Regions from separate parts of the Mus musculus genome. Here all the other regions are linked to region 1. Evidence: chromatin loops called from intact Hi-C (ENCODE). Cell type or tissue: gastrocnemius. All regions are shown on one strand. Region 1 holds the start of Tfam (transcription factor A, mitochondrial). Region 2 holds the start of Ube2d1 (ubiquitin-conjugating enzyme E2D 1). Region 3 holds the start of Cisd1 (CDGSH iron sulfur domain 1). Region 4 has its middle 48 kb from the start of Ipmk.

Evidence for each region. A loop is a pair of places that touch in the nucleus more often than their neighbours do. Peaks named below come from ENCODE experiments on the same cell type or tissue, not always from the same donor. Only the 100,000 strongest peaks of a DNase experiment are listed, where the experiment ranks them.
Region 2: it touches region 1 in a loop (2.4-fold over the local background); 13 of 42 quality-filtered maps call a loop at or near these places.
Region 3: a loop joins it to region 1, with 4 times the contacts of the local background. A loop is called at or near these places in 7 of 42 quality-filtered maps.
Region 4: it touches region 1 in a loop (2.2-fold over the local background); 3 of 42 quality-filtered maps call a loop at or near these places.

Annotation. Positions count from the first base shown.
Region 1 is chr10:71,234,038-71,242,037 of GRCm38, reverse strand. It overlaps Tfam (transcription factor A, mitochondrial), which reads left to right and starts at 3,994. Exons shown (of 7, transcript NM_009360.4): 1 at 3,994-4,198; 2 at 5,007-5,122; 3 at 6,425-6,495; 4 at 7,024-7,173. The coding sequence starts at 4,098. In gastrocnemius, no CTCF peak of the experiment used is centred here; a DNase peak (open chromatin) is centred at 3,907; H3K4me3 peaks cover 2,432 bases; H3K27ac peaks cover 1,654 bases.
Region 2 is chr10:71,281,928-71,289,927 of GRCm38, reverse strand. Ube2d1 (ubiquitin-conjugating enzyme E2D 1) reads left to right here and starts at 4,666. Exons shown (of 7, transcript NM_145420.2): 1 at 4,666-4,827. The coding sequence starts at 4,804. Gm34376 (a long non-coding RNA gene) reads right to left here and starts at 2,193. Exons shown (of 3, transcript XR_380564.2): 1 at 1,950-2,193; 2 at 1,455-1,619. In gastrocnemius, a CTCF peak has its summit at 4,584; DNase peaks (open chromatin) are centred at 3,790, 4,642 and 5,096; H3K4me3 peaks cover 4,372 bases; H3K27ac peaks cover 4,382 bases.
Region 3 is chr10:71,342,325-71,350,324 of GRCm38, reverse strand. It overlaps Cisd1 (CDGSH iron sulfur domain 1), which reads left to right and starts at 5,476. Exons shown (of 3, transcript NM_134007.4): 1 at 5,476-5,601. The coding sequence starts at 5,571. It overlaps Ipmk (inositol polyphosphate multikinase), which reads right to left and starts at 2,562. Exons shown (of 6, transcript NM_027184.2): 1 at 2,235-2,562. The coding sequence starts at 2,373. In gastrocnemius, CTCF peaks have their summits at 3,347 (motif pointing right) and 7,706 (motif pointing right); DNase peaks (open chromatin) are centred at 3,004, 3,422, 5,399, 7,741 and 2 more places; H3K4me3 peaks cover 4,727 bases; H3K27ac peaks cover 5,310 bases.
Region 4 is chr10:71,391,735-71,399,734 of GRCm38, reverse strand. No RefSeq gene overlaps it. Among named protein-coding and RNA genes, the nearest start is that of Ipmk, 48 kb to the right of the region's middle. In gastrocnemius, no CTCF peak of the experiment used is centred here; no DNase peak of the experiment used is centred here.

The DNA.
Region 1 (8,000 bases):
ATGAAGGTGAATTATTACCTTTTGGGGTTCAGACCTCAGCTCACCTGGAGAGCATCCTGTCTGTGCAGAGTCCCATTCCCCACAGTGCTTACTGAGCCATCTCCATAACTCCATGGACTCACTTTCTGGTCCTTCTTTTCTATTTCTACAAAGACAGATCTCTAATTTAATGAGGTACCTAAAGGCCTGGAGGCTTAGCCAATAAACTCCCCTTCCGAGACAATCCTCCCTGCAAAAGGTATTTAACCTCAGGCCCGCCCTGAGAAACTGAGTGCATTTTTTACCACTTGGGAATAAGTGATTTTCCAGGATGTTTCTGGCTATAACATCAATGAGGATGTATACTGGAAGGTAGATCCACCCGACCTCAGCAGCATCCATCCATCCTCCTCCTCATCTGTCCCTCCTCAGCAGCATCCACCCCTCATTATCATCATCATCCATCCATTCTCCTTAGCAGCATCCAACCCTCCTCAGCAGCACCCATCCCTCCTCAGCAGCATCCATCTCTCCTCAGTATCATCCATCCCTCCTCAGCAGCACCCATCCCTCCTCAGCAGCATCCATCTCTCCTCAGCAGCACCCATTCCTCATCATCATCCATCCCTCCTCAGCAGCATCCATCCACATCATCATCATCCATCCATCTTCCTTAGCATCATCCATCTCCTCAGTATCATCCATCCCTCCTCAGTATCATCCATCCCTCCTCAGCAGCACCCATCCCTCATCATCATCCATCCATCCCTCATCATCATCCATCCATCACTCCTCAGCAGCATCCATCTCTCCTCAGCAGCACCCATCCCTCATCATCATCCATCCATCCCTCCTCAGCAGCATCCATCCCTCCTCAGCAGCATCCATCACTCCTCAGCAGCATCCATCTCTCCTCAGTATCATCCATCCCTCCTCAGCAGCATCCATCTCTCCTCAGCAGCACCATCCCTCATCATCATCCATCCATCCCTCCTCAGCAGCATCCATCCCTCCTCAGCAGCATCCATCCCTCCTCAGCAGCATCCATCACTCCTCAGCAGCACCCATCTCTCCTCAGTATCATCCATCCCTCTTCAGCATCATCCATCCCTCCTCAGCAGCATCCATCTCTCCTCAGCAGCACCCATCCCTCATCATCATCCACCCATCCCTCCTCAGCAGCATCCATCCCTCCTCAGCAGCACCCATTCCTCCTCAGCAGCACCCATTCCTCATCATCATCCATCCATCCTCCTCAGCAGCATCCATCCCTCCTCAGCAGCACCCATTCCTCATCATCATCCATCTATCCTCCTCAGCAGCATCCATCCCTCCTCAGCAGCATCCATCCCTCCTCAGCAGCATCCATCCCTCCTCAGCTGCATCCATCCCTCCTCAGCAGCATCCATCCCTCCTCAGTTGCATCCATCCCTCCTCAGCTGCATCTATCCCTCCTCAGCAGCACCCATCCCTCCTCAGCAGCATTCCTCCTCAGCTGCATCTATCCCTCCTCAGCAGCATCCATCCCTCCTCAGCAGCATTCCTCCTCAGCAGTGGGTTATCGAGTGGCGTATCAATAAGGAGATTCTACAATGAACAGGAATTTATTGACTTGGATGAGGGAAGTAGGAAACATCAATAGAGTGCAAAAACCATTACTTTTGTTCACAGAATTTTAAAACTTGGGTTTCAGTAAGACATCATGGTAGAGATGTCCTAAGGCAACGACTCTAAAAGGATTGTGATCCGTATTAAAATACAGGGACCATGCAGCATTGGCACTCAGTGGGGTCTGGAGATGAAATGAGAGATCTGGGTTACATAGAATACATAAGCCATGAGGCTATGACAGACAGAATTATGGGCATAGAGGACAGAATCTGGGGAAAGGCTGTGTTGTGCTAAGCTTTATTTATTTATTTATTTATTTATTTATTTACTTACTTATTTATTTATTTAGTAGCTGCAAATGCAGACAGTTAAAGAATGCATCTACAATAAAAACATTACAAGGATATATTCTACTTGATTTATAATGGCAAATTATTTTAGAAATCTCTCGACAGGGGGTTAAGGAGAAATTATGTCTTATGCAGACTTCCATTTTAGGAAGACGCTATAATTTCTAATTGCTCGGTGCCTGGACTTACAGGAAAATGTGTTTTTACATCTGTTTGGATACACTCCAAGGGCAAACCAAACACAAAGGATCTTGTTGCTGTTGTGACAGGAGGTTTGAAAGGACGAGCTGGAAGTCCCCTTTACCCTCAAGAGAGAATGAAATGAAACCGGAAGTGATGGTAAACTGGGCTTAGAAGGAGTGGGTTTAGAGGAGTGGGTGTGGTCCTCTGTCTCTTGAAGGAGACAATGTTTTAAAGCTGCAGAAAGGAAGTAGACTCTCAGCTCAGTGTTACACTAGTAAGATTTTGCTTTCTTTTCAGAAAAAAAAAAAAGTACAGGTAGGCAGCAGAAGAGGCTGTTGTTGTTAGGTATATTCTCACCATGCTAACTCTGGCCGACCTGGAACTTGTATATAGAGCAAACTCTCAATCACAGATCTCTACCCACTTCTTACCTCCAGAGTGATTGGAGTGAAAGCATTCACCTCTGAGCCTGATGGATGACATAGTTATTTTTAAATGTTATTTATTTATTTTACCTTTGAAACAAAGTCTCTAGCCTGACTGACCTGGAATTTACTTTGTAGGCAAGGATAACCCTGCACTTGTGGTCCTGCCTCAGCTTCCCAAGTTCTGGAACTAGAGGCTTAAGACACCATGCCTGCTCTATGTGAGGATCCTGGCTTATGGGGGGGATCTAAGCCAACGGCTTTCTGTGCATCCTGGCAGGCATCCCTACCAGTTAAGCCACATTCCCAGACCTTAAGCAACATATTTTAACAGATTGAAGCCCTTGACCATTTTTAGATCTTCCTAATCTTTTCCATGCCATTGAATTAAAAAAAAAAAAAAAACCAACCAAACAAACAAAAATTGAGTTTTTTGTAGGACACAAACTGTACACTACCTCAAGTCCATCCTGGTCCCACAATTTCAGTGGTTTGGCTGGCTAAGCTCATCTAGTCCACGTGATCTGCAAAGTGGGAAACAATATTCAGGGCTCTGGCATGCCCTGCTCAGGTATTAATATAAGAATATTTTTGCTATCGCTTCTCAGCCTTTTGGAGAAGATCAAGTGAAGAATATTCTTGCTTTGTTGCTATTATGAGGGCTAGTTGTTTGGGTTTTTGTTTTGAGGCAGGGTCTCATGTAGTTTTGAACTTGCTATGTAGCAGGGGATGAATTTGAATGCCTGCCTCCGCCTCCCAAGGGCTGGGATTACAGGCCTGCACCATCAAGCTGGGTTCAGTTTATTAATTTTTTTTTCGTGACACATTTCCTTTTGTGTACATGTTTGTGTGTGTGTGTATGTCAAAGTCAGAGGGCAACTTGTTTGAGTTGGTTCTCTCTTTTAATCATGTAGGTCTTGGGGATAGAACTCAGCTTGCCAGGCTCTGGGCCATCTTGGGAACCCTCATTCCTTTCTATTAATTGTTAAAGAGAAGATAAATAAGGCGATCCATTTCAAGACCACTCCTCCCTCTCTTCCACCCCTCCAGTAGCCTTGTGGGCTTTCCTGCGGACTCATGAAACATGCAGTTTGCTGTTGGGGCATCAGCAGTACCACGGATCTCTAACTTCAGTAGCCAGGCACTGTGACACAAGCCGCAGCACCAGCGTCACGAAGCTCAGTAGGCAGCCCAGGCCCATGGTCCAGCAACAGCACGCAGGCAGCCCAGGAGAACACATGGCAGGGGCCTGGGGGTAAGCCGCCGCTCAGCAACACCCACCTTAGACCAGGCCCACCCTCCCTAGCCTCAGGCTCCGCCCCCTCCTCGGCCCGGCCCCGCCCACTGAGCGGTGGGGGACGCACAGCACCTCCTGTCCTCCCCGCCTCCTGCCGCGGACCGGAAGTCCGGGCTTCCCACAGTACCCCGCGCGCGGCGGGCATGATAACAAGCCCCCGGAGTTCCCACGCTGGTAGTGTGGCAGTCCATAGGCACCGTATTGCGTGAGACGAACCGGACGGCGCCGGGCCATCATTCGTCGGCCCGAGCGATGGCGCTGTTCCGGGGAATGTGGAGCGTGCTAAAAGCACTGGGGCGCACGGGGGTCGAGATGTGCGCGGGCTGCGGGGGTCGCATCCCCTCGTCTATCAGGTAGGCCGCGGGCGAGGGACGCCGTTCGTTCAGGCGTCCGTCTGCCCTCGTCCCACCCTCGTCCTCCGGGCCGCCTGGGGTCTCGCGCCTTTTGGTACCCGACCCCACTTCCTGTCACCTTCTACCTTTCGGCGCCTAGGGCGCTCTCCTTCTGCCTTGGAGGCGGGCCCTGAAGTTGTGGCGCGGAACGCTCGCCCGGACGCTGCCAGGAGGTCACCCAGGATGCCACGACTTGTTTTAGCCCTGCAGGCCCCTCTTTGGTTTGGCTAGGTCACCCATGATGCTAGGACTTGCTTCACCCCTCTTTGGTTTGGCTAGGTCACCCAAACCTGCCCTGTTTGCAAGCCTCAGCCCTGCAACCTCTTTTATTTTTTTGCTTAGGGTAGGTTGTTAAAGTAAGTCGGTTATGGAGCTTATACAGCTGAAGCCCCTTGCGTTTAATTGAATTCTTAGCACAGCAGAGGGAAGGGAAATGCACTCAAAGGTTATTACGATTATATATTTTTTTGGTTGATTGGTTGACTTTTTTTTTTTTTTTAATTTAAAAGATTGGGTCTCTCTGCATAGCCCTGGCTGTCCTAGAACTCCTTTTGTAGACTAGGCTGTCATTGACTTAACAGAGATCCACCTGCTCTGCCACTAGAATGTTGGGATTAAAGGCCTGTGCCACAACTGCTGGGCTAGTTATTAGCATTTTAGGTGGAGGTGTTGGATGTACAGCACCTTGGCTGACTTTGTACTTAGAATCTGAGATCTGTGTATGACTGTTACACGTATCTGACATTCCGTTCTTTTTACTTGTGTGTAGTCTTGTCTGTATTCCGAAGTGTTTTTCCAGCATGGGTAGCTATCCAAAGAAACCTATGAGTTCATACCTTCGATTTTCCACAGAACAGCTACCCAAATTTAAAGCTAAACACCCAGGTAAGGAGTTTGGGGCTTATGATCTTCTCTGATATGATTTTTTTTTTAATTGCAATCTTTGATTTGCATTACCAGAGCATCTAGTACAGTCATTTTCTTTGGTAGTCTGTATAAGTTTTTTTTTAACTAATAGAAGTTCTTTAAATATAAATGAGAAAAATAGTTTTAAAATAAGATGTAGAGGGCAGGAGAGATGGCTCAGTGGATAAGAGCACTGACTCTTCCAGAGGTCCTGAGTTCAGTTCCCAGCAACCACATGGTGGCTCACAACCATCTGTAATGGGATCCTATGCCCTCTTCTGGTGTGTCTGGAGACGGCCACTGTGTACTCATATACATAAAATGAGTAAATCTTAAAAAAAAAAACCAAAAAAACCAAAAAACCAAAAGCATGTAGAGTGAAGAGCACTGTAGAGAAAAGAGATAAAGTTGAGGCCTAGTTGTCCTGGGCAGTTGCTTGTTTGTAATGTCTAAGGTGCAATAAAATAACTTATCGGGAAGTGTTCTATATAATACAATAATGGTCTGTATAAATCATTAACTTAACTGGAAATTATCTAAGCTCCTGAAGGTGGGAAAAAGATCTACAACTAGAAAAGTTTTCCAGGAAGCCTAAGAAAGGGTTGTAGGGCCTTCATTTGATTATACGGTGTAAAGGTAGTAGCTGATTAATAAGTCAGTCCTTAGGATTTCCAAAGTTCTTTTACTTCCAGTACCTCGAAGGATGCTAGTGGAAATCAGACTGAAATTCTTACCTTGTAGATAGGAGATGAAGAGACATGCTTATAGGAATTCCCCTGTCTTCTCAAATGGAAGACTTGGCACTAACACATGGTTGATGAAGCAGCTGTATCCTCAGTTAAGAATGAGGGAGAAATGGAGATGGGTGGATTATTTTTTACAGCAGTGTTATATCTGAATGGTACTTCTGTAATTGGAGTGCGAAGTGCTATTGTGTGAGCAGCACATGTTTGTGGTTTGTTTGGGTTTTACTAACAGTAAAGACATGACAGAATATTTGAATTAAAATGCAGACATCCTGAACTTGAAGCAGGTGCTTCCCCAAGTGCTTATTTTACTCTAGCAGTGGGTTTCCAAGGACTGGTTTTGGTAATCTACAACATACTCCTTAAAGCTAATATCAGTTTTCTAGCATTTCCTGATAAAATTATATTTGTATGGTGTAGAGATGCATGTAATTAGTCTGCCTTTAGAGCCACTAGGCTATTTTCAAAAGGTTGTAGAAGTTAACCTCTAAGAAATAAAATTGAGACATCCATTTTTAATCCATTCTATTTGTAGATGCAAAACTTTCAGAATTGGTTAGGAAAATTGCAGCCCTGTGGAGGGAGCTACCAGAAGCAGAAAAAAAGGTAAGCGTTCCTGTTGTCAGCTTCCTGACAGTTGTGTAGATAGGGTGTGTGTTTGCTCAGTGGACAGGCAGGGTTTCTGCATGTGCTCATAGCTTGCTAGCTGAGTGGGCTGATTGGCCAGCAAGCTCCAGGGGCCCACCCGTGTCTGCCCCTCCCCGCCCCCCATTATGAGGGTCTTAGACCCTGAGCATTCGCAGGCCTTTACTCACTGAGCCATCTTCTCAGTATCACCTCCCCTCTTAGCGGTCCTGTCCACACAGGTAATCTCTCCTTTTTGTTTCGTAAGTGATGATTTGGATGGGCAGAGTGCAGGTGAGTGGTTGACAGTGGTCAGGAATGAAGGCCAGTTGCTGTCCTCGCATCTTGATTATTAGCAAGCAGTGAAAAAATACATCTGAGAGCACATCTGTCTTCGCCTGGCTGGTCATCTCCCTTTATCTGAGTCCAGTTGTCCTTCCCTGACATGTGATGGGTTGAGCTCGCCCGCAGCACCAGTTCATTGATTTTGATTTGAGGTTTTCATCACAGGTTTATGAAGCTGATTTTAAAGCTGAGTGGAAAGCATACAAAGAAGCTGTGAGCAAGTATAAAGAGCAGCTAACTCCAAGTCAGCTGATGGGTATGGAGAAGGAGGCCCGGCAGAGACGGTTAAAAAAGAAAGCACTGGTAAAGAGAAGAGTGAGTATCACCGAGACACTGCCGGGGAGAAGAGTCAGCATGGCCGAGAGTCCGGGCCAGTTCCCCTGTGTCAGACCTCGGTTAGGCCAGACCTTCCAGAGGGACGGTCATGTTTGATTGTCTGGAGGGGATCAGGATTTTAAAGGTCCTAATTCCTTCATTAGCACATCAGAGGAAAAATGTCACTTACCTTGAGATAGATAGGATCATATTTTCTTCTAAAGAAATAACTATTAAAACATCTGCATTGTTAACTTTTTTTTATTTTTCAACTCGTGTTAATTTTACTTCAAGGCCACTGTTTGATTTCATTCAGGCTACATTTTTCTTTAGGAATTCTCTTACAGTTTCTGTGTCAAACCCATGCAGATAAGACCTTAGACATTTAATACCCTTGGTCTCCTAATGCCTCCTGGATCCCCCTCCCATTTATTTTTTAAGTAAGTGTGTGTGTGTGTGTGTGTGTGTGTGTGTGCGCGCGCGCGCGATGGGGGCAGGGGTACCAGTGTGGAGCTCAGAGGATAATTTTGTGGAGTTCATTCTGTCCTTTGACCCTTGCTGGGGTTATGCAATACAGACCTTTATTTGCTGTGCCATCTCACCTAAGTACTTTGTCAATTCAGACACTGCTATGACTCTCTCCAAGTACAGAAAATAGATAGGAAAGTGCAGTGTAGTGTGTATCACAGTACATATGGGACCTGTCATAAGAGATGCTCTTTGCCCGTCCCATAGTTCCCCTTCTTGGTAGCTGGCAGGAGTCGAACACATCTTTTAAATTTTAAATGCTTGAGCCATGCAAGGGAGGAATGAGATAAGGTTATTAA
Region 2 (8,000 bases), 48 kb before region 1:
ACACAACTGAGGTATAGCTATGAGACTGCTTCTTGAAAGCTTTAGCCAAGATGGGAAGATCCTCTGAGTGTGGCGGTGCATGTTATGGGCTGGGGTCTTGCACCGAAGAACAAGAAAGAAGTCAAGCTCTCTTGCTTCTTGACTGTGGACTCAATTAAGCCACTTGCCCTTTCCTGCCTCCATGACATCCATCCAAAATAACTTTGCTCAAAGTATGAGCAAAAATAAACCTTCCCTCCCTTAAGCTACCACTGCTGTATCAATGAGAAAGGTAACTGGAATCTTATTCAACTGTAAGGTCAGACTCATGTCTCAGTAATGTTCAAGACACTTGTTCCTTCCGAACAAGTCCTCAAGTGATGCAGTGTTGCGGGTTGGGTTTATTGCTTATGTTATGTTAATTAGGTTCCTAAACTATACAGGAATTTGCATGTCTGCGTGTAAGACACCGTGAGTCCCTGCTCCCAGTTGGCTGTAATTTTTTTGTTTGTTTGTTTGTTTTGAGACAGGGTTTCTCTGTGTAGCCCTGGCTGTCCTGGAACTCACTCTGTAGACCAGGCTGGCCTGGAACTCAGAAATCCACCTGCGTCTGCCTCCCAAGTGCTGGGATTAAAGGCGTGCGCCATCACACCCGGCCCAGTTGGCTCTAAGTTGCTGCCAACCAATGGCTGGGCAGGGGAAACAGAGATGGGACTTTAGATTTTCTGGGAAAGGGAACCCAGAGAAGAAGAAAGATTTAGTACTGTCATGCCAGGGAAGCAGGAAGATCAGACAGGAGAGCTGCAGAAGACAGAGTGACAATCATGGATGAGCCGGGAAAGATCAGCCCCAAGGGGCCCCTCCCCGATTGGGTCTGGGGCAGCAAAGATAGAATAAGGGTTTTAGTAATAATCCAGGAGTATCGGAGGGGAGGCTTGGCAATATAGAAGTCTGGGAGTGGCCCAACCATTGAGCTGCTTAGACCATATTAAAAATAAGACTCTGTGTGTGTGTGTGTGTGTGTGTGTGTGTGTGTGTGTGTGTGTGTGTGCTTCTTTCACTCAAGAATCACAACATCAGGGCGGTTGTGAAGTGCAAGCTCATCTGCCAGGGGAGTTTAGCGTGGATTAGCATACCACCACTACAGTGCAGAGGTTGGTTGTCCACAGACCATGCTTGGAACTGTAAAGATCCAGAGCAGGGAGTGTCAGCATGTGGTCCAGACCCAGCAGTATCAGCATCACAGGGAGTTTGTTAGATTCACCACATCCCAGAGCAAGGATGTAAGAACCTGTGCTCCACGTACAAAACATGCTAAAGCCCAAGGGTCACTGGTTTGAAGGAACTTCCGCTTAGAAGCAGCCTGGCTCACACTTCAGGGAGTCTTCCTGGAGGCCTGGATGTTGGCCCTTTCCAAAGGCTCTCTGGTTATTCTACTATGCATCCAGATCTGTACACTGTGGTTTAAAACTTACCAGCTTAAGGTAACACCACTCATATTCTCAGCAGGACCCGGGACCAAGCATGGCGATGTGTCTTCTCTTCACTCATTCCTGGTTTATTAAGCATTGGCTTTCCAGTGTATGACCTGCCTGATTTCTGTGGAAGATTGTCACACATCCTGTCCCTGTATCCACAGACTGACAGAAAGTATATCGGGTGTGAATCACCTCCCTGTGAGTTCAGCTCTACTCTTCCCTCCTCTTCTTCCCTGCCCTCTCCCCTTTCCTTCTGTGCTGGTTAATCTTGGCTGTCAACCTGACTGGACAATCAATTAAATGCAAAATGCAGAGTGAGCGATTTTCTTAGCCAGATTATTCGAAACAGGAAGACCCACCCTAAATGCAGGCTCCACCTTCTGGTGGCGGCTCAGATAAAAGGCGACAAAAGGATAATAGATTTTTCCCTGTTTGCCCTCATTCTTGCTGGCAACCACTCTATCTTGTTCCTTCACCAAGATTAGAACCAACCTTTTGGGCTTCCAAGACACACCGGAGATTAGCAGCTCTCCAGGAATCCTCCAGACCCCCAGCACCAGATTGGTACTGCAGAGACATCCAGACTCATGGACTGAGCAACCACCAGATTCTTGGACTCTCCAGGGTGGGACAGCCATCATTGGACTTCATGGACCATATCCTATATACCAACCTGACAATACACACACACAGACACACGCGCACACACTTTTTTTTTTTCCAAGACAGGGTTTCTCTGTGTAGCCCTGGCTGTCCTGGAACTCACTCTGTAGACCAGGCTGGCATCAAACTCAGAAATCCACCTGCCTCTGCCTCCCAAGTGCTGGGATTAAAGGCGTGTGGCATCATGCCCAACGAGTCCCCTTTTAATATATATCAACTCTACCAGATTTATTCCTTTAGGGAACCCTGACTACTCCCCCTTCCCTTCCCTCTCCTTTCTTCTCTTCTTTTCCCCTCTCTTTGTGTCTCTTCTCCCCACCTTGGTGAATAGATAGAGGAAACTCTCCTGGGGTGTACTTTGTTGAGTCATGTTTAGAAGGATATGTAAGAGTTCATTGGGTAAATGACAAGAAGTCCTTCTACACCGTGAGTGATGCACAAAACCAAAGCATTCACCAACGACAGCAGGTAAGCTAGAGTTGGTGATGAATTGTGATGGACATTTGTGGCTTGTGGGTGTCTACATCTTTGAGGGAGAAGATGATTCAATCAGTGACTCGTGGAGCAGCCCGTAGGACCTACTGGAAGAGAGACAACTTGATGTCCCTGTCTTGAACCCTCAGTGACTTTCAAATGAAAGGCTCCTACCCACAGGGATACTGGAGGGTGTGCTTTTGGGATGGCTTAGTACCAACCTCCAAATCATCTTGCAGGAAGAAGAACTGTCTGGCAAGGAGTTACTGGGAAGCGATGCTTTCCCATGATGGTAGCAGGTAACCATGGCCTCACTTACAACATGACATCCAAAAGCCATTGGCATGGGAACACAGCACTGAATGCATCAGGAGCCCGAGACCAGCCTGCACATCTCTGACTTCATTAACAAGGTCACCATTTGGAAAAATATAAAGGTAGTCTTCCAGTTCTAGCGTGCAGGATGGTGCTCAGGTGTCCAGCTAGTCTCTGTACAACTCTTTGTAGGAGTCAGGACTTAGCTACTATTTTCCAGAAGTCTCTTTGATCAGTAGTGTTTTCTAACACTCCTGAGCTGGGGTTGGGATATGATCAATGAAAAGTGGTTCGCTGTGTACTTATTCTAGTGTGCATGAGACCCTGAGTTCCATGATCTGACACAAGAAGGGTTGATTTATGGTTTGGTCTCTAGCTAAAAAGATGAATTGCATTAATGCCACTCTTCTTTTGGGGTGAGATAAAGCAGTAATAATAATTAATAATAATAATAAGTGGGAAGACAATGTCTATAAAGTGTTGACAAGCAAGCATAAATGTAGGCATGGTGGGGCTTGTGTGTAAAATCAGTGCTGAGCAGGTAAAGACAGCAGATACCTGGCCAGGTTAGCCCAATAGGTGAGCTCCAGGTCCCTGTGAGAGACTCTGTCTCAAAAAACAAGGAGTACAGCTCCTGGGAAATAATTTCACAAACACACACACACACACACAAGGGGAGGGGGGGCGGATGGACAGGAAAGTAGACCAATATGCAGACAGAGCAGGACTGCTTGAGGGGACCTCTGCAAAGCACAGTCCCTCGAAGCTTTCTGGGCCGCAACCCATCTCTAGTTTCTGCAGAGGGCGTGGGGCTGGTCTTCTGTGGACCACTGCAAAGGCGGAGAAGAGAACTTCCCAGATGTGGCTGATCCAGCTGCAGAGACACTGTGGAAGCCGCGACAGTGAGCGTTGAGTGTTTTGAGAAGCAATATGGGATTCAAAACCATTTTAGATAAGGAATGGATTGACTTTAGTCATCAGAAACCTAAGACTGACCAACGCCGTCAGAAATCCAAGACTGACCTGCAGGTGCCAAGCCAAGAAGTCATGGTTGAAAGGACAAGCAAGATCTGAGATCACAAGAACTGAGAAGGGGCTGGAGGACACCTCAGTGGGTAAACTGCTTGCCGCAAAGCCTGAGGACCTGAGTTCGGATGCCAGAGACCACGTAACGGTTGGGTGTGTGGAAAGCTGTCTTCAATCCCGTTTTTGGGAGGTGGAGACAAAAAGACATAAAGGAAAACCCTGTTTCAAAAAAAAAAAAAGAAAGAAAGAAAGGAAGGAAGGAAGGAAGGAAGGAAGGAAGAAAGAAAGAAAGAAAGAAAGAAAGAAAGAAAGAAAGAAAGAAAGAAAGAAAGAAAGAAAGAAAGAAAGAAAGAAAGAAAGAAAGAAAGAAAGAAAGAAAGAAAGGTGGAGTACAATTGACGAAGACTCCTCACGCCCTCAGGGGCGAGCGGGGAAGAGTCAGAATTATCTGCAAAGGAAGTTAAGATCCGCCGCAGGGTCTGTGCGAGGAGGAGCGAGCCGTGGTTCACAGCAGCTCCTAGGAGCGACAGCTCACCTGCTGTCTGGGTTTTTGCAGATTCGAGACCTTGCTCTGCAGAGCGGCTGCAGGGAGCGGCAGCAGCCTGGTCGCAGCTGTCACCCACGGGTGACCGGACGACGTCCGCGCGGGCGGCAGAGGCCGAGCCTGGGACTACACTTCCCAGTGTGCCAGGCGGGCGGGGCGCGGCGGGGAGGGCGCAGGCTCCTTCCCAGCAAGCGAAGGCGGAAACAAAAGAGTCCGGCGCCGCCGCCCGCACACTCGCGCACCGCGCCCGGGCGCACACGGAGCAGCCCTGCGAGGCGGCAGCCCGGGACACGCGGACACTCCGCAGCCCCCGCCGCCTGCCCCATGGCGCTGAAGCGGATCCAGAAAGTGAGTGGCTGCCAGAACCGGCCTGGGTGTCCCCAAGATGTCCCCAGGAACCCGGGGCGCACGGTGTGGGAGGGGCGCGGACACTGGGGAGGCCGGGGTACGGATCGGCCCGCACAGGTGAGGCGTGCATCCGCAAGGTCTGGGTACTTGGAACCTCGGGGCGACCCGATCCGGTCGTGCCCTTTCCAGGATGAGCCTAGAACCTCGGGTGCGGGTGCCCGTGGGGTGGCCAGATTGTCCCGGGGTGTGTGCATCCCCGCTGGGCCGGGGCTTGCTCTGCAACGGGCGGCCTTCGTCCCCTATCCCGCTGTGCGTCCTCACAATGTCCCCGGAGCCCTCCTTGCTGTGTTCGCACCCCGGGTTCCCCGAGAGGGCAGGGAAGGTGTGGTGGGCCTACGGCCTTTATTCTCAGAGCGTGGGGCTGGGTCTTTCTGGGCTCTGCAGTCGGCTGGTGCTCAGTGGGAGGAAAGGGCTGGGAACGCGAGATTGGGGCCGAGGAGCCAGCAGAGAGCTCTTGCCCCTGCTATTTTGGTGGTTCTGCACGCAGCTGCCACTTCAGGTCACATAGCTGTACTGAGAACATAGTTGCTGATACACAGCAAGATGAGCTCCTGGCTGTGATTCATGGCTAGGTAAGCTAAGCAGGTTGTTGGTTTTGTTTTGTATTTTTTTCTTCACACCCTCACGATAAACTTAGATGTAGAGTTGAAGACACAACACTAAGGACCACAAATTAAATTGTTTGGATGCTTTGATGTGTGAATAGAGAATGAGGAAGACAATCGAAGGGACAGTCAGTCCTTACATAGGATCGGTTCCAACCCTCTCTTTGTATTCTTTACCGCACCCACTTCTCTTGTTGGCCTGTCCCCTATCTCAAGTATCTTTTAACATTTTACAGCGGTAGTCCTTGCTGCTGGGAACGTGGTGTTTGGGATCGCTTTAGAAGCAAATGCGCCAACAGTGGATAATGTGTTTGGTAATTGATTTCACAAGAAATGGTTGGCTCCCCAAACGTTTTATCAACCTTTCCAGCTACACTTGACTGAAAATGTTCTGAGTTAGAGTGGTAGGAAACAGGCATCTTTCGGTACTGAGGACAGCAACTTTTACCCGCAGCCAAATTTTCGTTTGTTTTTTGTTTATTTGTTTTTGTTTTTGTTTTGTTTTTGTTTTTTTTTTTTTTTTTTAATAAACCTTAGCTGTGTAGATCATCGCTGTTCTTTGTGCCGCTGAAGGTCAACTCGGTATAAAATGTTAAGATCAGCGTTTATTAAATAATGACGTTTTCTCGTTTGAAGATAACACGGTGGCACTTTATTTTTAACCATATAAACAAGCTTAATTTTGAAGCTGCAATCGTCATTACCGTGCCGATTTCTGAACGCCGACCAATCTACTGTTGGTTCCCATTTGGAAGTTTTCAAACTTTGCTTCCTTTCATGATGGTGAAGCATTTCCATGTGGCTTTGCACTCCTCTTCTCTCTCTCTGTCTCTCTCTGTCTCTGTCTGTCTGTCTGTCTCTCTCTCTTTCTCTCTCTCTCTCACACACACACAGTAGCTCTTAGATACCAAAGGAGTTATCTATAGTATATATCCATCCAGAGAAATAAGACATTATTTTATGTGTAGGCTTGATGCATCTTGTTGCTCATGCTAAGCCTGTGTATTTGACTTATGTTAATATGGCAAATTTCCACATCTTCTTTCTCTCTTCCTTCCTTCCTTTCTTTTGTTTAGTAGATACTGTGTGTTAAACAGAGTTGTCTAGTATGAAGATAACCTTAAATACAGCTGATGGGGAATCTGTGACAAACTGGTATTTTGGAGAAGACACCAGAGGTCACATGATCCTATAGTCCTGTCATTGACTGCCACAAATCACATCAGTCATACAAGCCAGCCACCCCTTCCCCCCCACCCCCCACCAGCTGATTCTCCCGTTTTCTTCCTTCCTTGCCTGTCATCTTGCTTAGAACCAAGTCTAGGGTGGACAGGCTGCACCGGGGGCAGCTACAGTGCCCTCTGACATCCTGTGTTCAGATTCTCATTTGAATCACGTTCAAATGTTGAGTTCAATGCTCACCTTTGGCCTTAAAAAAAAAAAAGATTTATTTTTAGTGTGCGTATCTGTGAGTACGTGCCACATGTGTGAGGGTGGCCACAGAGGCTAGAAGAAGGAAGAGAGGACAATCAGGTATCCTGATGCCAGAGCCATTGGCGGATGTGATGTGAGCTGTCTAGTGTGAGTGCTGGGAATTGAACTTGGGTCCTCTGGAGGAGTAATAAATGTTCTTCACTGCTGAGCCATTTCTCAAGCCCCTACCCCCCTCCTCCTCTTCTTCCTCCTCCATCTTCTTCTTTTGAGTATCTTTTAAAGCAATCAGAAAACTTCAGGCCATTGGGCAGTGCTATTTCTTTACCTAAAGTATCAGGCCTCAAAGCTCATAGAACTCCAGGTTTGCAGTGGTGTAGCCAAGAGTGCAGGCAAAGAGACAGTCCCTAGGGCAGGGAGCAGAGTCACAGCAGAGCCCAGGGCTGCCAGTGGAAAGATGCTGAACCTCCAGGTTGAGGTGGGGTTAACATGGAAAGGTCAAAAGCCCTGATGTTCTCCTCTGTTCTCTTTATTCAAAGAGGGAACCTGAGGCGGGAGTTGGGACGAGTTTTTCCCAGGCTTAATCTCTTGAGAAGTGATTTGGCACATTTGAGAATAATGGTCACAGCTTCTCATTTCTCCACCTATGAAAAGAACAAAGATGATGTTGGATTAAAACTGTCTTTCTACAAAGCGTGTGGACATAGGCGCTTCAAATAGATCCCCATGCTGGAGTAGACTAAAGGATTTAATGCTCTAATTTAGACACCCTGTGCCAGTTCTGCATTTCAGCTCATAAATTTACACACCCGTGGCCTATTTTTAGACATAGAGAAAGATGTTATTACAGCCGCCTAAATCACTGAAGGGATAAAGTTTGAGCAAAATCGGAGGGGAGAAGCCTGCGGTAGATTTGACAAAAGAGAGCAGCTTTCAGTTGGGTGTCTATTGTTAGTTGTTTTTTAGGTGTTTCTTTGGTGAACACTGTTTTTCAGTCCTCAGTACATTTTGCTTTGAAAAAAAAAATCACCTTTTTTAAACGATAAATGTTACAATACAATACCGAACACTTTGAGA
Region 3 (8,000 bases), 110 kb before region 1:
TGGCTCTCAACTTGTGGGTTGTGACCGCTTTGGGGGCAGAAAGACCCTTTCCCAGGAGTCACCTAGGAAAACGTGGATATTTACATAACGAGTCATAACGGCAGCAAAATCACAATCAGTCATGAAGTACTGATGAAAGCAGTGTTATGGTGGGGGGGTTACAACAACAGGTGGAACTGTATGAAGGGTCGCAGCATTGGGAAGGCTGAGAACCACTGCTCAAAGCAATGTGACCCATCTGTGACAGTGGAAGGGAATAATAAAAATGGCTGAACTTTGAACGGCTGACTACCTTGCTATCTATTTATGAGCAGGGAAGAGGACTGGTGCCGTCTCCAGTGTAAACATCTGAGAATCCAAGGGGAACAAACATCAGGCTGCGGGCACCACAAGAACCTGTTCTCTCAGTCAAAAGAATCTAGTGAAATTGAAAACAAACAAACAAGAAAACCCTTAAGAGCAAAACTAGGGACTACTTTCTCTGAAATCTCAATCGTTTTTTTCAACGAAGCAGTTCGGGTGAGAAATTAGCTCTTTCCAGGCTGTTTGTTTGGGACATGGTTTAAAGTCACAATCAGGGCACTCTGGAATTATTCACCAGTTGGCTCTAAACAGGGCGCTAGCATTGTAAGCTAGTCCCAGGTGCCAATCACAGATGATCTTGATTTGGGTCTGTTTTTTACATAGTCTCCAGGACCTCCAGGGAATTAATCACTTTCTTAGGCCTTTAGGAATCCCATTGTTTCGGGTCAAGCAGACTCCAGATATGATGCACAGAAGGAAATATCTTAGCCAAGAACCTCAAGTGTGCAGTTTCCTAACTCTGATGTAGTCTTTCAACATTTCCTGATGGCAGCTGAGCTCCAGGCTGTGTGCTTCCCACAAGCACAGTAAAGGGTGGGTGTTGGTTTGGTTCTGGGACAGTGTGTCAGTGTGATGCTTAACCAGGCTTGTCTTAAAATGCAGGTTCATGCCTATACCCTCAGCTTTATATCCAAAGTTCAAGGCCTGCCTAGGCTATAGTGAGTTCCAAGTGGTACTTAGGGAGCCCTGTCTTTAAAGAAAAAGAGGAAGTCCTCGGGAATGTAGGTCAGTGGTAATGCTCTTACCTAAAGTCTTAGACTCAATCCTCTATACCACTGAAGAGAGAAAAGAAAGAAATTTATTGCCTTACCAGCCTAAACCTGAAACGCTTTATCAGCAAAACACATACCCACATACCGTCTCTAACGGTTGTTCCGGGTCAGATATCCACAAGAGTCCCAAGTTCACCCTACACTTCATATGACTACCGTGCCCAAACGCTGTGAGTATCGGACTGAATTACAGTCTCTGCCCTGGAGTGGACCCTGCGCTGTTTCTACAAATCTTGAATTCACAAAGCACATAACAAATGCCAGGGAACAGTCTATAAAGATGAATAAGGAAAGAATGCATATTTTATATGTGTACTGTTCTCGGGAACAGCCAGTGTGAAGCCTACCCAGGAGGCAAGGATCTGCACCGCCGAACCACGCCTCCCAGCGCAATCAAAGACACTGGAGAATCCTTCTCAAGGGACAGGGAGTGATCCTGGATGAGCCAAGGCAAGTTTAAAAACATATAGCAGTTTGCTTTTGATTCCCCTCCTGCGACGGGTTAGCATCAAGCATCTGGGTCCCTCTAACAATTACTATTCCTGGTAATAAACAGAGCTTGAGCTCCAGAGAGAATTTACTTCCCGGTCCAGAAAAGAAAACCAAGTTCCTTATTTTTACTAACGCCTTCTCCAATCATCACTCGCCTTCCCTGGAGCGAAGGGGCACGCCTCTCCGCGCCACTAGGAGCCTGTGGCTGCTCCTGGGGGCGCCCGGCTTCCTACCCCCGGGGACAGGGGACACTCGGGACAACGGGAGCCGGTGACTCTAGGCTGCGGGACGCCTGGGGCCGGGGACTGCCGTGTGGGGACCAGAAGAGTCGTAGACAGCTGTGACCGGGATGGGAGGCCAGGGAACGCCAGGGTGGGGACAGAAGAGCTGGGGACAGCTAAGACAGTGACCCGGAGGCCTGAGAATGCCGGGGTGGGGAGAGTGGGGACCAGTGACTGTAGGGGTGGCGACGGCTAAACCCACAACACCACCGAGGCTGGGGACAGCGGAGGCCGGGGACTGCCAGAGCAAGGCACGGCGGAGGCCGGGGACTGCCGGGACAGAGCACAGAGAGGACTGGGGTAGGGGACCCGAGGCCGCACTCACCCACTTTGTCCTTGCCGTACATGTGGCCAGCCACCTGATGCGACAGCGGCACGCAGCCTCCGAGCAGGCGCGGCACCGGCGGGCTGTCTCCGGTGCTTCCCGGCGGCCGCAGGCGCAGCGCTGGGGGCTCGGCGGCCATCGGGGCGGCGACACTCGGCGTCAGGCGTCAGGGAGGACCGGGGCGGCATCGCCCGCGCAGGCCCAGCGCGCGGACCCATGCCGAGACCGCGCTGCCCGCTCCGCGGCCCGCACTCTGAACCCCGGCCGCCCGCGCCCGGGATAAGGGCGCCGCGGCCCCGCCTCTGCCCGCCCCCTGTGCGCTCCGGCCGGGCGAGCTCCACTCTGAGCATGCGCAACAGCTACTCGCCAGGATCCCGCCCAGCGGTGCCGAGCATGCCCAGAGGCTACCCTACTGGATCGGGGCCAGCTCCACACTGATCATGCGCAGAAGCTACCGGACCAGACCTGCTCACCCCTTCCACGGAACACGTCCAGAAGGTAGACCAGCGCCAAACTGAGCGGGTCTAGAGTCCCAGCCCGCTGCCGACCTGCACTGAGCATGCTCAGAGGCCGCAGGATGGGACTTGTCTCAAATGCCCCTGCTTGCATCATTACCAGCAAGCACTTCAGGGAGCGAACTGGCGTCCGGAGTCCCTATGTGAAAAACTCATTAGACCTAGGAGACCCGCAGCAGAGCAACCCAGAGAGGTGACTGGTTAGGGGCAGACCTCCCACAACGCCCTGCCCTTTCAGATCAAAGAGACAGAAGCATCCTGACTGAAGATGTCTCTTCTCACACCTTCCAGTTGGCACCCTGCCCGACCACTACCTCAGAGTACTCATGACAAGTTTATGTGTTAGACATTGACAGTCATCTTAATTCATTTTTTTTTTTCTTAAGCTTGTTAATTGTGCTCAGGGAAGCCAAACGAGTGGGGTTTCTTGGAACTGGAGTAACGGGCATTATGGGCACACCGATGAGGACGCAGGGAATCAAACTTAGGTCCTATGCAAAAGATATATTGCTTTTAATCTCCTTTAAAAAAATTTTTTAATAATGCTTTTTTTAAAGATTTATTTATTTATTTATTGTCTGTGAGTACTCAGTACACTGCCACTGTCTTCAGACACCAGAAGAGGGCATCGGATCCCTTTACAGATAGCTGTGAGCATTATGTGGTTGCTGGGAATTAAACTCATGACCTCCGGAAGAGCAGGCAGTGTGCTCCTAACTGCTGAGCCATCTCTTCAGCCCCAAGGCTGAATCTCTTAAGTGCCAAACTCTGGTGGAAACAGAGTAACACAGTTCCTGCTGCTGGTACAGGGCCCTGGTGTGAGCCTCCAGATGTTGCTGAGCCCTTCGTGGAAAGTGTCCAGTGTCTTCTGTGGGCATAAGGCTTGTTTGTGTAATAAATAATGTACATGTTTTCACATCCCTTCAGGGAATGTCCTCTCTCTTAAGGATAATGACTCCATGATAATCTAAGACAGCATGAGTATTACAGGAGGCAAAGGTGTGGCTAATGTTTCAGCAAAATGGTAAACCCAGGACCTTCAGGATGCAATATGAATTATGAGGGGCTTCAGGACTCTAAAGGAGCAAAGACAACTGCACTAATGAGCCAGCTTGTCAGAAAGATACAAAGACAGGCAGATTCCTGAGTTCAAGTTCAGCCTGGGGCACAGCAAATCCAAGCTCAGGTAGAAATGGTCTTTTCAGGAGATCCACCCAGCTAGCTGATCCCACCCAGCTAGCTTAGCAACCGTGTGTAACACAGCAGGCAGATCTCGGAATTCTTTTGCAATGTTAAAAGAAAACATGTGCTTGCTGTTTTCCTAAGAATCAAAGGGGTGGGGTCAGGGGATGCTGATTCATAGGATAATCAAAAGAGAACCTGGAATAAATAATTGAATTGAGGTGTAAATTTAAAAAGAAAAATGAAAAAAAAAAAAAAAACAAACCAGGACTTTTGAGCTAGCAGACAGCAATAACAGTTCTTTAGAATTTCCTCTAAGCGGGGCGTGGTGGCGCACGCCTTTAATCCCAGCACTTGGGAGGCAGAGGCAGGCGGATTTCTGAGTTCGAGGCCAGCCTGGTCTACAAAGTGAGTGCCAGGACAGCCAGGGCTATACAGAGAAACCCTGTCTCAAAAAACCAAAAGAAAAAAAAAAAATAGAATTTCCTCTAAGGAGAGCAGAGCTGTATGGAGATCTCTGGAGATCGAAAACAGCTCTTCAAGAATATTTTCTTGAGAGAATTTCCGACTTGGTTTGAAGATCCAATAATTTTTTGTAGCAGTTTTTCCTGATAGCTTCTAGTTTTACTAGCAGAGAAAGCTATCTCAATCAGAATTTGTAAAATAGCAAGAAAATCTGTCTACATCAGAGCAGAACACAGAGAGAAAAAGAGAGAGAGACAGACTGAAGGAGGGAAAGAGGGCGGGCAATTTGGAAAGCCATCTTAGCAGAACCAAGGCCGCCAGCTTGGACCCAAGTCGTTTGTTTTCGCCGCTCCCAGGCACCCCTTCTCTCAGAACCCCTCTCCATGCAGAAGCTGGTCCTAGGCATCTAAGCCACTGCAGCCTTCTAAATCGTTTTTCTAAGTGGACAGTCTACTTATGTTTATTTATTCATGGCAATGCTGGGAATTGAAGGCAGAGTGTTGTGCATGTTGGGCAAACACCATACCGTTGTGAAAGCAGAGAGCCGCTGAGCTGCTTCACCAGCCGAAGCAAGTTGTTTTTGTTTTTGTCTTTCTGGGACTTTCTGGATGCATGAGTGGCAGGGTCAGAGGCTGAAGGGATGGAGGCCCAATGTGGCTAGAGGAAGCTCTAGACACAGCTCCATCGATGCCCGTGTGCCTGCACTGGCATCCTAAGGCAAAATCTGTCTTTGCGGGACCCACAGTGGAGCTGGTCAGATTTGCAGGACCCACAGCTGAGCTGGCCACACCTTGTGTAACTTATTACCAAAAGTCAAAGGATCGGCAGGCCATCGGCCGACAGTCCTGCAGGTACTTGTCCTGAGTCACCTGAAACGCTCTCAACTGGACCGACGGTAAAACCCGGCCTGGATAGGCTCGCCCGGGCGGCGCAGACGCAGTCACCGCCTTGGCGCCTAAGGCTATCCCGCGGTTGTCAAATCCTCACCCGTCTGCCGGGTTGGACCAGCTGCGCATGCGCGACTCTACCGGCGCGCCGGCACACGCGCTCCCAGCTTGCCGCGGCGCCTGCGCAGTGGCAGTGAGTGGGCCCCGAGGTCGCGTCTTGCCCAAGTCTCCGCGGTCCCCAGCGCTCGCTCGCGCGGTCCTGCCACGGCCTTCCTGCTGCCCGCGCCATGGGCCTCAGCTCCAACTCCGCTGTGCGAGGTGAGCCGCCCGCGGCCGGTCCCCGCCACCCTTATCCGGACTGTCACCTTGACCAGCACAAGGGCAGGCGCAGGCCTGCGGAGCGCTCGGGGGATGCTGGTGCGGGCCGGCATCCCGGCCCTGGACCACTTCCCGGGCCAGCCACGCTGTGAGCAACCAAGATAGCGGGGCGCAGTCCACCCCAAAACGCTCCTGCGCTTCCTGAGACCCTGACACCGGGGACTGGTCACGTCGTAGGTGTTTTGCTTTTGCTGGCTTTGTAATTCTAGGTAAAGAAACCCAATCCAAGGTCTTCAATTTCCAAGTTTCTTTCGTACTTTGCATCCGGCCGCTGGTGACAGTGGTCTGAGAAACCACTGAAAATGGCCTTTTTCCCTAGCGTTGAAAACAGAAGTTTGTAGAAATCTGACTAGAATTGAATTTGTGAAACTTGGCTAGTGTAAAGTCCCTGGTGATCAACTGTTAAAATTACTACAACCTGTGCGATATGCGTGACTGACTGCCCCGATATAAAAACGCCACACCCCAGGGTTTGGTTACTTCTAACCTTTAGTTGAGTAAAAGTAAAAAAATTAAATTACAGTGAGCCCCACTGATTCATTCAGCAAATAGGGATCGTCTATACTGCTCGGTTCTGTAACTATCCCTAACGTGACCAGTCCCCAACGTCAGGGTGTCAGGAAGGACGGGGGTTTTGGGGGGTGAACCGTGCCTCTCTAGCCTGGTTGCCCACAGGGTGACTGACTGGGGAAGTGGGACCTTAGTTTTGTAGTAGGTTGGTTCTATATACTGGAAAGTTCTACTTAATATCGACGAAACTGACTGGGCAGATAGGGAGAACAAGTTTTTTATTTTATTTTCTTAACATTTATTTGTGTGAGTGTGTCTGTACCTAGTGCCATGGCTTGTGTGGAAGTGAATAGATAACTTGTAGGAGCGGATTCTCTTCCACCCTGTGAGTCCCAGGGATCAAACCCAGGTCATCCATCTTGACAGCAGGCACCTTTTCCCACTGAGCCATCATGCTAAAGCCCATGCAGATAGTTTAAAAATACTACAGACAAAAAGAAATGATTCTCTGCAAACTTTATTTTAAAGGGTAGCCATTTGGGGACTCCTTTAAATGCATCCACTTTGGTGAACTTAAGTTTTCTTCGTGGTTTTTAAAAATCTGTTTTGTTTGTCTTTTTGAGACATGATCTCTATAGCCCAAGCTAACCTTGAAATCCTCTTGTATCAACCTCTGCAGTGCTGAACCTATATAGGCCTGCCATCACACCTGGAAAAACAGTGTTCTTGGTAATAAGACGGTTGCATAAAATAAAATGCTCACATGATTTGTGGTGCAGTTGTTTTAATTTCGTAGGAACACTTGTATGTGGGTGAGGTTGGGCAAAAAGATTGCAAAATGTGTTTTTGTTTGAAATCTGGGCTCATATTTCGTAAGCAGACACTAGGTCCTGATTTAGATAATGGAGCTATTAAAGACAAAGGAGGTGAGCCCCAAGAACTAGTCACACTTTGCAGGCTAGTCTTTCCTGCAGCCAAAAGGTAAGGGTTTAATTTGCCTTAATTTGTGGGCACAGGGAAGCTCAAAAGTGACTTTTCATTAGTCTTTTATTATCTAAGAAATATGAAACTTCTTGGTGAAGACCCTCAGTTGGCTTCAACTTGAAGTACTCACCTTTGTTGTGCTGGAAAACTTTTTTTTTTTTTTTTTTTTTTTTGGTTTTTCGAGACAGGGTTTCTCTGTGCCATCCTGGCTGTCCTGGAACTCACTCTGTAGACCAGGCTGGCCTCGAACTCAGAAATCCACCTGCCTCTGCCTCCCAAGTGCTGGGATTACAGACATGCATAACCACTGCCCGGCAACTTATTTTTTTTTTTTTAGTTATGAAAAACATAGAGATCATTATGAAGACTATACGGAGAGTCCTAAAGGTTTTACAAGTCTTTTCTACCAACCTCTTCCAACTCAGAGTTGGGTTATAGAATGCCTTGCAAATACACCCTCCCCCCAGCTCCCACTTTGCTTTTAAAGATTTACTTACCTTTGTGTGTGTGGGTGTTCTGCCTGCTTGTATGTTGGTGTGTCCTGTGCATGAAGTGCCCACCAAGGCCAGAAGGGGGTGTCAGTCAGTAATCCTGGAACTGCTGTTAGACCTGAATGTGGGGGATGGATGAACCCTGGTCCCCTGGAAAAGCAACCCATGCTCTTAAGTACTGAGGCCTCTCCCCAGCCCCTGCTATATGCATTTTAATGTTTGCCTCTTGTGTCTTGTAAAACTGTTGTGGTTTGTTTATTTATCTTTCTTACATAGAGCCTCATGCAGCCCGGGTTACTTTTCACTTGCGGAATAGCAGATGAACGCCCGATCCTCCTGCCCCTGCCTCTTGGG
Region 4 (8,000 bases), 160 kb before region 1:
AAAAACCTTCCTGATTGTGACACACTTGGAGCTTATAGAACTCTGAGGGTGTGTGACAGTCAGGCGTCATTCAGGTCCCGGTTGTGTCCCCCGCCCCCCACCTCCCCTCCCCAAGGCTGAGTGCAAATGACTACACTACCAGAACTGCGGTTGCTGTGTTAGTCAGATAGGTACCTTATCTGATAAGAGCGGCTGGAAATGATATAAGAGAACAAAGTCACAGATAAGGGAACGGAAGATTCTGGAAGAGATAGTGAACACTTCAGATCTCACCTAAGTATGAGAAAAAATTGCTGTAGGATTCTGATCCATGGCGGAACCACTTGATTTGCATTTTAGTGACTCTTCTTGCTGCTACACGGGGGCGGGTGGGCGAAGCTGGGGCAATGGAGAACTCTGGAGTCCTCTGGGCTCTGCTGAGCAGCCTGGGGTGAAGCTGAGGAGGCAAGCTAGGGTGGGAGTCACGAGAGAGGAAGGCAAAAGCTGGATGTGTGTGGAAGGTCAAATGCACCCAGATCTGCTAGCAGTGGTGCACAAAACAAACAAACAAACAAATAAACAAAAAAAAACAAAAAAACAAAAACCACCAAAAAAAAAAAAAAAAAACCAGAAGTTGGCTTTCAAATTATATGCAAAACCAGATGGGAAATGGTGTTAACATGATCGAGTTAGGGATTACCAGGGATGAATCTGAATATTTTTTCTGAGTATTTTTGAAGTGCTTGGTTCTTACATTGTGAGTATACTCATCTAAGGCTTGGCGCGTCTCCGGTGCTGGAGCGAGCGGAGTACAGACTCAGGAACAATCTGCTAATATTTAGCTACCGCTAGCTAATTTCTCAGTTTAACTTCTGAACCAAGTGAACTGTTTTCTAAAAGAACCAGAGCCAGCAAACTAAAAATAAGGGCAGCCCTTATTTTAACAAGCAAGTTAAAACACTTGGTTTACTGACTTGTGTCTGTCTAGGAAAAGGGAGAGTGTGTGAGTAACTCCATAGAAACTTTCCTTTGCAATAATAAATGGAGTGAGCTGCAGGCACGAAGGCTGGGGAAGGATCTTTAACCCTCATAGAGAAGAAAACACTTCCCTCTCCAGCCACTCTTATCTGTCCTGTGAACCTAGGATGGATCAGTTTGTTTCCTGGGAAACAGGATTGTGTATCTTACAAACAGATAACCCGCCTGGCACGAGCAATCCTCTTAAGGTGAATCACTGTGCTTGTGATTTGCCAGCATGCAAGTTCCATCCTGGGAAGTCTAATTGGAGAACTGGCTGGGAGGAGCTCTGACACTGCCTTCAGTCACAGGGATCCTGTCCTAGTGGTTTGGTGGGAATGGAGCTGTGATGTTTATGGAGATGTTTTCACACACGCACACACTTGGGGCCACTTTCAGGTCTGGCCTCTGAATCACAGCCTAACCTTTCACTCCCAAGAAGAATGATCAACCTCTTTGGAAAGCCAAACCTTGATCATCTCCAGCTTCCCACAGACTTCATAGCTATGTCTTATGGCTGAACTTGTTTGGAGGGAACACAGCAAACACGGCTGTCCAGGAGCAGCACTGGACATTCACGGCTTCAAACATCAGCGGTACCCGGTACCCGGGTACTGTAAAGGAGGCCACAGGAGCCATTGTTCCTCCACAGAACCATACCACCAGGCCCCTCCTTCCTCTCTTAATTTCCCCCCACTAAGAAAATAGCAATAAGATTATAGAGAGATGGTTCAGGGTGTTAAGAGCACTGATTGCTCCAGAAGTCCTGAGTTCAACTCCCGGCAACCACATAGTGACTCACAACCATCTGCCATGGGATCTGATGCCCTCTTCTGGTGTGTCTGAAGACAGCGACAGTGTACTCACATACATGAAATAAATAAATCTTAAAAGGAAGGAAGGAAGGAAGGAAGGAAGGAAGGAAGGAAGGAAGGAAGGAAATAGCAATAATCAAAAGGGATTCTCCATGGGAATATGAAGGAGAGAACAATGAACAGCTTGGCTGTATGGGGTGGGTGTGGGGTGGGCGTGGCTATCCAGCTGCTGAGGTCCAGCCAGCTGTGCCTTAGGGTTTTGCCCTTTCTGTTCGTCTTGCCTGTGCGTGGAAATTCCCTATAACGAAGACGGAGTAGGGAGTACAGCACATATTGTGCGGGAGTCAGGAGTCTTATAGCCTATAGGGTCTCCCCATCCAGATGAGAGGCTGAAGTGGGTACAAGAGCACAGCGGTTGGAGCTGAATGCATGAGAGACTGGGTGGTTTGGGTGCCCTAAAAAGAACACTTCTGTACATGGAGCTCGCCAAGAGCACCGCTGGAAAAGGAAGTGCTCCAGGTACCAGAATGGGCACAGTGTGTGGGGGGGGAAGGGGGCAAGGAGGGGTTAAGTACATCACTACAGCAGGGATTACCCACCTCCGCAGACACCCTGTTCTTTGAAAGAAAGGAACACAGTCTTGCGCGCGCTCAACTGGCCAGGAAGAACGACGCTACAACAGGATCCTTCTGCACACATTTATTCAGTCCTGTTTCTTCTTGTTTATATCTCCCTTGTTTATATCTCCCTTGTTTATATCTCCCCTGCTTATATATCTCCCTTGTTTTTATATCTCCCTTGTTTTTATATCTCCCTTGTTTATATATCTCCCCCGAACCCTGGGCCTCTCACTCTTTTATACTCTCAGTTCCCATCCACGCACAGCAGGCCACGCCACCTCACCAGGCACGCAGCTTCAGCTAATCAGGGCAGCAGGGGCATATCTCCATCAAATTGGATTCACCTGTATCCTGGTACACCTGCGCAGCACTCAAGATGTTTGTGTCTTATATGAGGAAGTCAGGTGAAAGTCATATGACTTAGCTGCAGTCTCTGGCGCCTTTGGGACTGCCGCCACACCCGCTCCCCACAACACAGGAGTCAAGTGAGCCTAAACTATTTGAGCTATTCACATATGGAGTGAGCAGCCAGCCACCGCTTACCCTTAGCATATCCTCAGCAATGTCTTTCAGAAGGACTCCTTTAAACAAATGAAAGACATGCTGATACTTGAAATATATCCTTTGCTTTTTAAAGATGAAGTAGAGTGTCTTAGTTAGGGTTTTAGTGCTGTGAGCAGACACCATGACCAAAGCAACTCTAATAAGGACAGCATTTAATTGGGGCTGGCTTACAGGTGCAGAGGTTCAGTCCATTATCATCAGGGTTGGGGAGCCTGTTCTACATCTTGTTCCAAGGGCAGGGAGGAGAAGACTGGCTTCCAGGCAGCTAGGGCAAGGGTCTTAAAGCCCACGCCCCACAGTGACACACCTATTCCAACACAGCCACACATCCTAACAGTGCAATTCCCTGGGCCAAGCATATACAAACCATCACATAAAGAAAAGTGTGGGCTGGGGAGATGGCTCAGTGGTTAAGAGCACTGACTGTTCTTCCAGAGGTCCTGAGTTCAAGTCCCAGCAACCCCATGGTGGCTCACAACCATCTGTAATGGAATCTGATGCCCTTTTCTGGTGTGTCTGAAGACAGCTATAGTGTACTCACACACATTAAATATATATATATATATATATATATATATATATATATTAAAAAAGAAAAGTGCTTCCACTGTTATGGTACTTGTGGGTTTGCTTTGAAAAGAAGACACTGCGTTACAAAGAAGCAACCCACAGCCCTTTTGTAAAAGAAAGGTCTTTGTAAAAAAAGAAACCAATGAAGTAGAATTTATCCCAGAGAAAGCACATGGTTCAACTGCAGGTCCTGAGCACCTTCCCTTCCTGTCCACCCATCACCCTCAGATAAGGCAGACTATGGAAGGAAGGGCTGCAATCTAGAAACCAACACGAAGCCCCAGGACTGGCTGAGTTAAGTCCAGAGTGTTACACATTGCCTGAATGAGAAGAAAGAAAGAAAGAAAGAAAGAAAGAAAGAAAGAAAGAAAGAAAGAAAGAAAGAAAGAAAGAAAAAAAGAAAAAGAAAGAATATGACTGCTCCTAGGTTTGGTAGAGGAGAAAGTTTATTACAGATATGTGGGAGAGCAGAGCTAGAGGCAGGGATATGTGGGAGAGCCCAGAGTAGTCATGACCCTGAGCCATGTGGGGGGGAGGGGAATAGAGAGGGGAGAGGAGAACCAGTTGCAGCACCCAGGAGGTCAAAGGTAAAAAAGGGGGAGGTGACCAAAGTGTATGGATTATATAGGGAAGGGCCTCTGGGGGAAGAGCAGCCTAGCAACTGGGCTGGAGAGTTCAGGGTGAAGGGCGGGGTATGCCAGCCATACCCAGTAACAGGACTGGGGGATAATGGGAGAACCTGGAGGCCAGTCTGCTTTGATAATTTGTTAAATAGGCACTCAGCCACTTGTCCTGGGTTTAAAGCTTAACATTGTCATGTGTTCTAGTTTGCTTTCTATTGTGATAAATACCATGGGCAAAGGTGTGGTGGTTTGAATATGCTTGGCCCAGAGAGTGGCACTATTAAGAGCGGTGGTCTTGTTAGAGGAAGTGTGTCATTGTTGGTGTGGTCTTTAAAACCCTCTTTCTAGCCACATGGGAGCCAATCTTCTCCTAGCAGCCTTCAGATGAAGATGTAGAACTCTCAGCTCTTCCTGCACCATGCCTGCCTGGATGCTGCCATGTTCCTGCCTTGATGATAATGGACTGAACCTCTGAATCTGTAAGCCAGCCCCAATTAAATATTGTCCTTATAAGAGTTGCTTTGATGCCTGACAAATACAGAAGTGGATGTTCACAGCCATCCATTGGACAGAGCACAGGGTCCCTAATGAAGGAGCTAGAGAAAGTACCCAAGGAGCTGAAGTGGTTTGCAGCCCCACAGTAGGAACAACAATATGAACTAACCAGTAACCCCAGAGCTCCCTGGGACTAAACCACCAACCAAAGAGAACATGTGGTGGGGGACTCATGGCTCTAGCTGCATATATAGATAGCAGAGAATGGCCTAGCTGGTCATCAATGGGAGGAGAGGTCTTTGGTCCTGTGAAGGCTCTATGCCCCAGTAGAGGGAAATGCCAGGGTGAGGAAGTGGGAGTGGGTGGGTTGGTGAGCAGAGGGGAGGAAGAGGGGATAGGAGATTTTTGGAGGGGAAACTAGGAAAGGAGATAACATTTGATATGTAAATAAGGAAAATATCTAATAAAAAGAAAAAAAGGAAAAAAAAAAAAAAACAAGAGTTGCTTTGGTCATGGTGTCTCTTTACAGCAATGAAAACCCTAAGACAAAAGGCAACCTGCGAAGGGGAAAGGGCTTATTTCAGCTAACATCATAGTCTATCATTGAGAGAAGTAAGGGCAGGAACTCAAGGCAGGCACCTTGTGACAGGAACTGATATAGAGGCAAAAAAACAAACAAACAAACAAACAAAAAAACTGGCTTGCTCCTGCAGCTTGCTCAGTCTTTATTATACTGCCCAGGGATGGCACCACCCCCAGTGAGCTGGGCCCTCCCACATCAATCATTAATCAAGAAAATGCCCCCACAGACTTGCCTGAGGACCAATCTCATGGTGGCATTTCTCTCAACTGAGGCTCCTCCTCTCAGATGACTCTAACCTGTGTCACCTTGACAGAACACTAGCCGGCACATCATTCTTCCAAGAAGATGGATGCACGGCCATTCCTATTTCAGCAAAACTTACTCAAACACACGAGGCACACACTGTGGAGGTGGTTAGGGTGCTAGAAGCCCAGCCCCCATGCAACCATAATGACAGATGGTAGGACCTTTCACAAGTGGGACCTAGAGGGAAGTGTCATAGGGACCCCTCTCTTGGAACAGACTAATTCTGATCTCCTGGGAGTGGATTAGTTCAGGGCAGAGGGGGTTATTATAGTGACTGAGCAAGACGCCTGAATTCTCTTTTGCTTCCCATGTTTGACAAGCGACTGAGGTACACATTTTACATATCAAAGCAGACCAGGCCTCCAGGTTCTCCCAGCATCCCTCAGTCCCTACCTGGCATACACTGCACCCAACAGTGAGCTTTCTAGCCCAGAGCTTGGCTGCTCTTCCTTCAGAGGTTCTCCCTATATAATCAAGACATTCTGGTCTCCCTCCTCTTCTCCTTCTCTTTTCCTTCTGAGCATCTGCCCTTTCTCCCCACCCTCCCCCCAACGCCTGTCCCTACAGTGATTCTCCTGGCCTCAATCCTTAAGGCAAGTGAACTCACCCAAAAGCAGCTTCCCAACAAACCTTTAGTATATTCTAATCTGGCTTGAATTGGTTTATTTCACCAGTGGAGAAGTAACCTATCACCAACCACAAGCCCAGGCCCCATGCCGATGCAGGCAGAACACCTCTCCCTAAAGATAAGCAATCACCTTATCTGCATCCTAACTGAAAGCTTAATGAAAAGTTTATACAGTTCCTATACAAGATGTTAGTTCTTGCAAGGCAAAACAGTAATTGCTTGCTTAAAAACAAACACCTCCTCTGAGGGAAATGCATGAGAAACATGGGGTAGAATAATTGTAACTATTGGACATCCTTCCCAATGCTTACATTTTTACCTTCTGTGGTGGTTTGAATATGCTTGGCCCACGGGAAGTGACTCTATTAGGAGGAGGTGTCGACTTGTTGGAATAGGTGTGGCCTTGTTGGAGGAAGTGTGTCACTGTGTAGGCAGGCTTTGAGGTCTCCTAGTGCTCAAGCTCTCAGACCAGAGTGGGAAGAGAGTCTTCGTAGCCAGCTTTGGATCAAGGTGTAGAATTCTCTGGTCCTCTAGCACCATATCTGTCTGTACCACTGCCATGCTTCCAGCCATGATGACAATGGACTGAACCTCTGAAACTTTAAGCCAGCCTCAATTAAATGTTTTCCTTTATAACAGTTGCCTTGGTCATGGTTTCTCTTCACAGCCATAAAACCCAAACTAAGATACCTTCCCTCATATAGATAGCAAAAGCAGAGAGAACATGGCAAAGGATTAACATGAAATGCTGAGTTAGAGGAAGGGAATCTAGGGAAACCAACAAGAAACATGTTGGAGCCAAATACTACATTACAGCCAAGCAGCTCTAACACTGAAACTGAACCTGGTGGATCAGAAAAGAAGCTCAACAGCCACTTTGAGAGACTCTCCAACAGTTTCTCAACATGTAGAAAATAGGATCAGCCAGAACTTGTCATCACTGAGGGATTTGTGAATAGGATAACAAACATGCTAAGCTTAAAACTTGAGGAGGATGGGAAATGAGTAGAAATCTGGGTAGAAGGCAAAAGAATGGAGGCTTTAAAGGTATTTATGGTAAGTAGCCAGGTTTATGATAACAGCTGCCCAATGAAACCAAGGACCACAGGAAGGCATGTCTGGCCTCGGTCAGTGTATATAAACGTAATTATTATTCACCAGCTGTAAATTTTCTCTCAGAGGTTTATTGCTGAATAAACCTTTCTAGTTCTTTCTGAACGCTGGCTGGCTGGTTCAATTCAGCTGTTCTGGCTCATAGTTCCCTTCAAGCTAACTGATTCAATCTGCCTTCTCTCAGCTTCTCACTGGATTGCTCTGCTTGGCCTCAAACTAACTCTGGCAATGTGTTCTAATTGGTAAGGCTGAGATAACATGTGAAGGCCTAGGCAACTGTTACCTGGCTAGTCTGCCATTTTGTGATGTTGCTAATGTCATAAGGAAACTTTCTCATATGTTGTTATTGCTGTTACTAAGAAACTTTCCCACACCCAAGTTGATTGCATATTCTGTGCTCTTGGAAACCAACCACAACAGAAGTCAGAACTGCTTTGTATAGTCACAATAAATATGGATCCAGTAGCACTTCCTGCACCTATATATTTGTCTATATAAGCTGCCCCTGGGATGGATCACAACATAAGAGAGACACCTGCACCTATTTAGTCTAAGACTTCCATTTTTGACTAGGGGTAGAGTAAAATTTAAGTTCCCAAGACCTCCCTGGAAACTGACACCCTACTTGACAGAAATAGAGATGAATGTGGGTAACTGATATCCTGGTTGGCAAGTTAAGACATGAAT